Linked DNA regions of Homo sapiens: region 2 is linked to region 1. A link is a contact called in ENCODE Hi-C or POLR2A ChIA-PET data. All regions are on one chromosome and are shown on one strand. Each heading gives the region's core, a stretch centred on a gene start or an enhancer-like site at or near the end of the contact. The rest is flanking DNA. Distances are from core to core; before and after follow the strand shown. Region 1 holds the start of FLJ32255 (a long non-coding RNA gene). Region 2 holds the start of C5orf34 (chromosome 5 open reading frame 34).

Region 1 (3,228 bases), core at 663-3,162:
GAAGGGACGGGACCAGCGGGGCAGGCCTGAAGCCTGGGTTGAGCGGCGCTGTGCCTTTCATTCTTCACCGAGATCTCGGACCTAGAGTTTCCAGGTTCCGGAGGGATGCGGTTGTTGACCGCTAGCCTAGAATCCGTGAGGGCTGAACCGGGACGAAGGCCTAGGACAGAGAGGTGGTGTGGAAGGACCCAGCCGCGGCCACTGGAAGAGCAGCTTCCTGCAATGTAAAGTGTTCGCGACCTGCATTTGTTTTGCTTTCTTCCTGGAGGAGCCAAATCCGTCCCATTCTGGATCCTTATTCCAGCTCCTTTCCCTCTGCGAATCGCACTTGGTGGGTCGCGGGGCCCTCAGTAATTAGGGATCACGGATCAGCCAAGAAAAATACAGGTTTTCTTAAGCCTGAAGCCACTGACTTGAGGAGGGAGCGTGGGAGTAATGTCAGTAGCAGTTTTTTATTTCGTTTTCGTTTTTATTTTCTAGTCACTAGGCCACCAAAGAAAGTTCCACCCAACGGCCAGTCGATCCGTCGCAGCGACTCTCTTTTCCCTGAACGGAGGGTTTATGGCTGACACCTCCACTTGTTTCTCAGAGCCGGGGCTGACTGCCGGCTGCATCTTTGAATGGCGACCAAAAAAGACATGCATTTGTCTGGCAAAGTCGCTGGCGTTCGCCTGGTGCCCGCGCTTGCCGGGTCCTAGAGCAGCCAGATTTTCACACCAGCGAGTCCAGCGCCCAGCGCCACTCCGCCTTCGGATCACCGGTTTCTCACATCCGCAGCAGCACTGGCCTGACAGTTTTCCGGTTGCGACAGCGCTAGTTGAGCCAAACAAAACGTTTTCCTGCTTGCTCTGGGCGTCCCATTCTCCATCCGAGGCCTTCTAGTCCCGGTGTCACTGTCGCAGCACCTGGCGTTCGTTAGCTCTTTCACCAGCGGCGCGGAGCGGGCGGTTTTGCTGTCACGGCACATGTGGCACGGAGTTTCTCGGTGGCCGAAACCCTCTTTTTTCTCAGAGTCCAGTTTCTTGGTGACAGCGCTGTTGGTTGCGCCATAAGGAATGTTGTCCTTGACAACCCGCCGGCCGCAGTCATTCGCAAGCTCCAGGCACCGACATTTCGCAGAACTGAGGTCTCTCGGTCTCAGCACAGCTCGTTGCTCGATGCCTCCATTTTCTCGGGGCGACAGCACTCAGGTCGCCGATCTGAGGGATTCGGAGCTTCCCCAGCTGGGGTGAGCCTGGCGTTCCCGGGCGGCGGCGGCGGCGCTGGGCTAGGGGAGCCCGCCGCTCCTCCAAGCCGGTGACAGGGGAGCTGCCCGGGCGCCGTCTCTTCCCAGCGCCGCCGCAGAACCCGCAGAACAGCTCGACCTCCAGAACCCTGTGCTGTGGCGGCGGGGCTGGCGTGTCTGTCGCAGGACCCCGCAGATTCGTCTGTCGTTGGCTTGTTGGTCCTAACAAGTTTCGATTTCAGGGTGCCTGCGTTTCTTTTTCTTTTCTCTTCTTTTCCTTTTGTTTTGTTTTGAGACAGAGTCTCGCCGTGTCGCCCAGCCTGGAGTGCAGTGGCGCGATCTTGGCTCACTGCAACCTCCGCACCCCAGGTTCAAGGGATTCTACTGCCTCAGCCTCCTGAGTAGCTGGGATTACAGGCGCTCGCCACCACGCCCGGATAATTTTTGTATTTTTACTAGAGGCGGTGTTTCATCATATTGACCAGGCTGGTCTCGAACTCCTAACCTCAATAATCTGCCCGCCTCGGCCTCCCAAACTGCCAGGATTACAGCATGAGCCGCTGCGCCCAGCCGGTGACTACGATTTCTATCCCCTGGTTCAAGTCGGGGAATAGCCAAAATGTGATTTCTCAACCCAAGCAAGTACCCACTTAGGACAAACACCAGCCTAGCCCTGGCGGCGATTTCTAGGTCGTAGGAAGTCGATGTTTCGCCACAGAAAGGCTGAGTGACCCTGTGACTCATTTCCCAGCAACTCCGGGTTTCCTGTAGCCTAATCATAACAAACGCAGAGTTAGCCCTGCCTCAAGTTTCTTTTTTCTTTTTCTTTTTTTTTTTTTTTTTTTTTTTTTTTTTGAGACAGAGTTTCTTTCGTCCAGGCTAGAATGCAGTGGCGCCATCTCGGCGATCTCGGCTCACTGCAACCTCCACCTCCCGGGTTCAAGTGATTCTCCTGCCTCAGCCTCCCAAATAGCTGGGATTATAGGCGCCCGCCACCACACCCGGCTAATTTTTGTATTTTTAGTAGAGACGGGGTTTTGCCACATTAGCCAGACTGGTCTCAAACTCCCGACCTCAGATGATCCACCCGCCTTGGCCTCCCAAAGCCTCAAGTTTCTAAGTCGTGGCAAGTTCCGGCTTCCTACTAGTACGGCTTGCTTTAGCTGCGCAGGAGATGTTCAACTCCTGTAGAAATCTGTGTACCAGCGAATGCGATTCATTTAGGTTTAGCGATGACCAGTTTAGCAGTGCCTGGGAGCTCTTACACCAAGGCTAGCTGCGCAACATCAAGTCCCGCCTTAGCTATGTTGGTGTTTTTTAAACTCCCATGGAAGTCAGGAAATGCCGGCAAAAGCGATTTCTGGTTTACGAAGCTCGGTTTGACGATAGCAATTTCCGCCGAACGCGACTTTTTCCTCTTGTGGACCAAGTCGGGATATATCAGCTACTACGATTTTTTAGTCGTAAACAGGTTTAACCATGACTGGGTTTTGTTGGTTTCTTGTTGTTGTTGTTGTTTGTTTTTGTTTTTGTCCTAAGAAATGTAGACTTAGGTGTAACATGTACCGGTTTAGATCTAACAGGGATATCCTAATCACAGAATTGCTTCTTTTGGCAATACTTGTAATTTCTGCTTTGTAGGGTTGGTTCTCTCTAATTTTTGCTTATTTTTAAATGCTCTTTTTGTGTCTTTTGCTCTGAGAACAATGCTACCGGTAGTTTCCAGTGTGTTTGCTTTGCCTTTTTATTTGAATTTTAGAATTTATTATTTTAAAATTTTATCTTATTTAAATGTTATTCATTTTTCTTCTACTAATTTTGAGTATCACAGCTTCGTACTCCTTGACTTGCATTCTCTCAGGAGCTGGGGAGCCAAGCTCGGTCTCCGCTTCGGTGGTTTCAGGTCCCGGGTTCTGTCTGGCGGCTCTGCTTCTAATGCGGAGCTGGCGGTTTTGCAGCAACGCTTTTGCCAGTAGCGCCCACTGAGCGGTTTTTCAGTTGCT
Region 2 (3,083 bases), core at 552-3,051, 520 kb after region 1:
ATGGAACTTAATCACTCCTACCAAAAGCAGGCTTCTGTAATACCCCCTAATTGCACTTTCACTCTCATCTCTTCCCTCAAATCCAGTCTGCATACAGTAGTGCCCAGAGGGATCTTTTAAAATGAAAATCACATCTATCACTTCGTGGCTTAAAACCCACCAGTACCTTCCATTTCTACTTAAAATCCAAACTCCTAAACTATGGCCTACAAAGGCCACACAGTCTGGTCCTATCTACCTCTCCCAATGTCATTTCTCAACTCTCTCCTACTTCTACAGGGCACTTTAGATACATTGGCATTTTAAATGTTCTTTAAACAAGCTCTTTCCCATCTTTGCAGTTCTTTCTGCCTGCCTTGTCTTTTCCTTGGCTAATCACAAGGCTGGTTCTTTATCATCATCAAGGTTTCAGCACAAATGTAACTCCTACAAGGGCCCAACGACCAACTAAGTTAAAGTTACTCCCAAACATCTCCCAATCATTTGTCATCCCTCTTCAAGTTTTTTCTTCATAGAATCTATCATCAAAATTGATTATTTACTTGCTTTTTATTTTCTCCCACTAGGATATAAAGTCAACCGAAGCAGGGGCCTTATCTGTCTTATATGTAACAGTATCTCTGGCATCTAAAACAGTATTAGGCAAATAGTAAATGGCACAATAAATATTTGAATGATGAAAAATAAGTAAACTGCTCCTCTTGAATTTGCAATTTGAATTAATGGTGTCTCATTGTTAGCAGCCAATATTCTAAAACTTGACTTTCCACTCCATGCCCCTGTAACAAGTCCTGTTGATTTTCTGTCTTTGGAACCTGACTCTCTCTACCTCTTTCTCTTTTTCAGGCCATAGACTCTCCAACTCCTGCAACTGTCTGGAATTTCTTCTCTCTCCAATCCATCTCTAGTATTGATGACATAGGTAACTTTCCACAAGTCACACCATACCAAGTGCTTTACATCACCTGTTTACGTACTTATCAAATGGCAATATAGATTACAGATATATATATAAACACACACGTATATATCGGGTATGTCTACTTGGTATTTTAGGGGAAAAAACGGGTGCTGATACATAGATGGAAGACATTTTCTGATTCCAATTTGGGAAAAATAGTCTATCTTTGGTCAGGTCTTTTTTTTAATAGCTTTACTGAGGCGGTTTTCTAATTTTAAATAATCAAGCATACACAACAAACAGTGTAATGACTAAGGTTCTTGGCATACCATAGGAAACCATAACCCGGCTCCAACCCACACTGCCATTCTCATCTCTACAGTCTCATTCCCGCTTGCGTTCTCATCACCCAGCACATTACGTCAGGGTATGTTTAACACTCAAAAATCCACAAGTCTGTTCTTGACATGAATGAGAATCTCATTTCTTTCAAAATGCTATAGTCTCTAGTTACAGAAGGAGCCTGATCAAAACAACCACCAAAAGTCTTCCACTCACAGCAGTTCGGAGCCGAAAAGTTGCGGAAATGAGGCCCAGCAACGGTCCCTGGCTTTGATTTGCCAAAATGCTCTGGAAGCCGCAGCGTCGGCGCCTGCCCACCACTGCTTCTTCAGGGGTTTCTTCAGTTTGACAAATTACCAGCGAGTGATATTTCTTGGTGAAAGAAAAAAATCACAACCCTAGAGGAATAAGGTGGCAGGGAGAGTGTTTTGGCCAAGATGCCCGCCACGAAACAGGAAAGCGGAGACAGCGCCAACTGTAACCACTAAGAGAAAGCGCAAACCGCACAAGACCAGTTCAAAACCAGCGCCCTCAGGGAGCCGCTTCAGAGCTCCGCAACAGGGAAGACAGGAAGTCCCGCCCCTCCACAACAGGAAGGGCCGGAAGTCCCGCCCCTCCACTCCGGAGGCTGCCCTCGCTGCGTTCCCTACGAAGGGCGGAGCAGGAATTGGTGTAGGAAGGGGACGGGTGTTTCCTTGTTCGGAATGGGGTTGGCTCCTCTTTGATTTTTTACTTCTGGTGACCCACGCAAAAGCAGTCCCGACCTGGTTGTATTAATAATAAAGGCTGTAAGGATCAGCCTTTTGAACGGTCCAGCCGAGAACTAACCACAGAGCGCGTTTTAGTGGAGTGGTACTTATTTTTAAATAAGGTAAAAAACGATTATACTTCAGTAAAGCTGTTTAGAAAAAAAAAAACTTGGCCAAAGATGGAGAACTCTTCCTAATTTGGTATCAGAAAATAGGTCGTCTATGTATCTGCACCTTTTTTCCTTATAAAGTGGCAAATAAATGTGTCTGCTATATTTATTGCCACTAAACAAGTGTTTATGGAACACTCACTGTGTGTTTAGGCATAGTGGGGATAAAGCAGGGAAGGTGGCCCAGTTCTTTGCGGGTGAGGATCAGAGCTAGAGATTAACTGGAAAGAAAGAATAAACAATCATTTATTACAGTTGTGAGTGTTTCTAAGATAAAATACAGAGGTTTGTGAGAGCATAGAGAGGCATACCTTGTTTTATTGTGCATTTTATTGTGCTTTGCAGATACTGAGTTTACTACAAATGGAAGGTTTGAGGCAACCTTGATGGAGCAAGTGTATGGGTGCCATGTTTTTCCAACATCATGTGCTCACTTTGTGTCTCTGACATATTTTGGTAATTCCCACAATATTTCAAACTTTTTCATTATTTTTGTATCTGTTAGAGTGATCTGTGTGATCACTGATCTTTGATGTCACTACTGTAATTGTTTTGGGGGACCACAGATCATGCTCATACATTATAAAATGGCGAACTGAATCTGTTACAGGTAGTTAGGCATGAGCAAGGCAGGAGAGGGCTCTCCCCTGCCACCCACCCACTAGAAATGTTGGGTGATGGTTCAGCAATTATCACATGGCCTCTCTAAAAATGAAAATTTGGCAGCGCCAGGGAAAGGCCATTTCCTGATGGCCCACACCTGTTAACATCAAAATGTTAATTGAATGCAGGCCCCAGAGAGAAGCAACTTCCTGGGCATGCCGGTTAAGAGACAAAAGTGATGAAGTATGATTTTTCTGATACACTCCACCGGAAAAAGGAAGAAAGCCTCAGATGGGCATGTGTATAAATCCATAAAAT

The links. Hi-C counts contacts between places; a loop is a spot of excess contacts on that map. ChIA-PET counts read pairs that join two places held with the same protein, here RNA polymerase II (POLR2A). Pooled maps may share reads with other maps.
Region 2: a loop to region 1 is called in a pooled map, with 7 times the contacts of the local background. The contact joins the promoter of C5orf34 here to the promoter of FLJ32255 in region 1. A Hi-C loop is called at or near these places in 8 of 50 pooled maps. POLR2A ChIA-PET finds 5 or more read pairs at or near these places in 2 of 52 experiments (CD4-positive, alpha-beta T cell and activated B cell).

The regions. Positions count from the first base shown.
Region 1 is chr5:42,991,421-42,994,648 of GRCh38, forward strand. It overlaps FLJ32255 (a long non-coding RNA gene), which reads right to left and starts at 1,913. Exons shown (of 2, transcript NR_104643.1): 1 at 1-1,913. It overlaps LOC105374746 (a long non-coding RNA gene), which reads left to right and starts at 855. Exons shown (of 3, transcript XR_007058755.1): 1 at 855-3,228. RefSeq lists enhancers at 388-537, 878-1,087, 1,388-1,517, 1,787-2,081.
Region 2 is chr5:43,513,347-43,516,429 of GRCh38, forward strand. It overlaps C5orf34 (chromosome 5 open reading frame 34), which reads right to left and starts at 1,802. Exons shown (of 13, transcript NM_198566.4): 1 at 1,460-1,802. It overlaps LOC124900190 (a long non-coding RNA gene), which reads left to right. Exons shown (of 3, transcript XR_007058764.1): 2 at 847-3,083. RefSeq lists an enhancer at 1,410-1,569.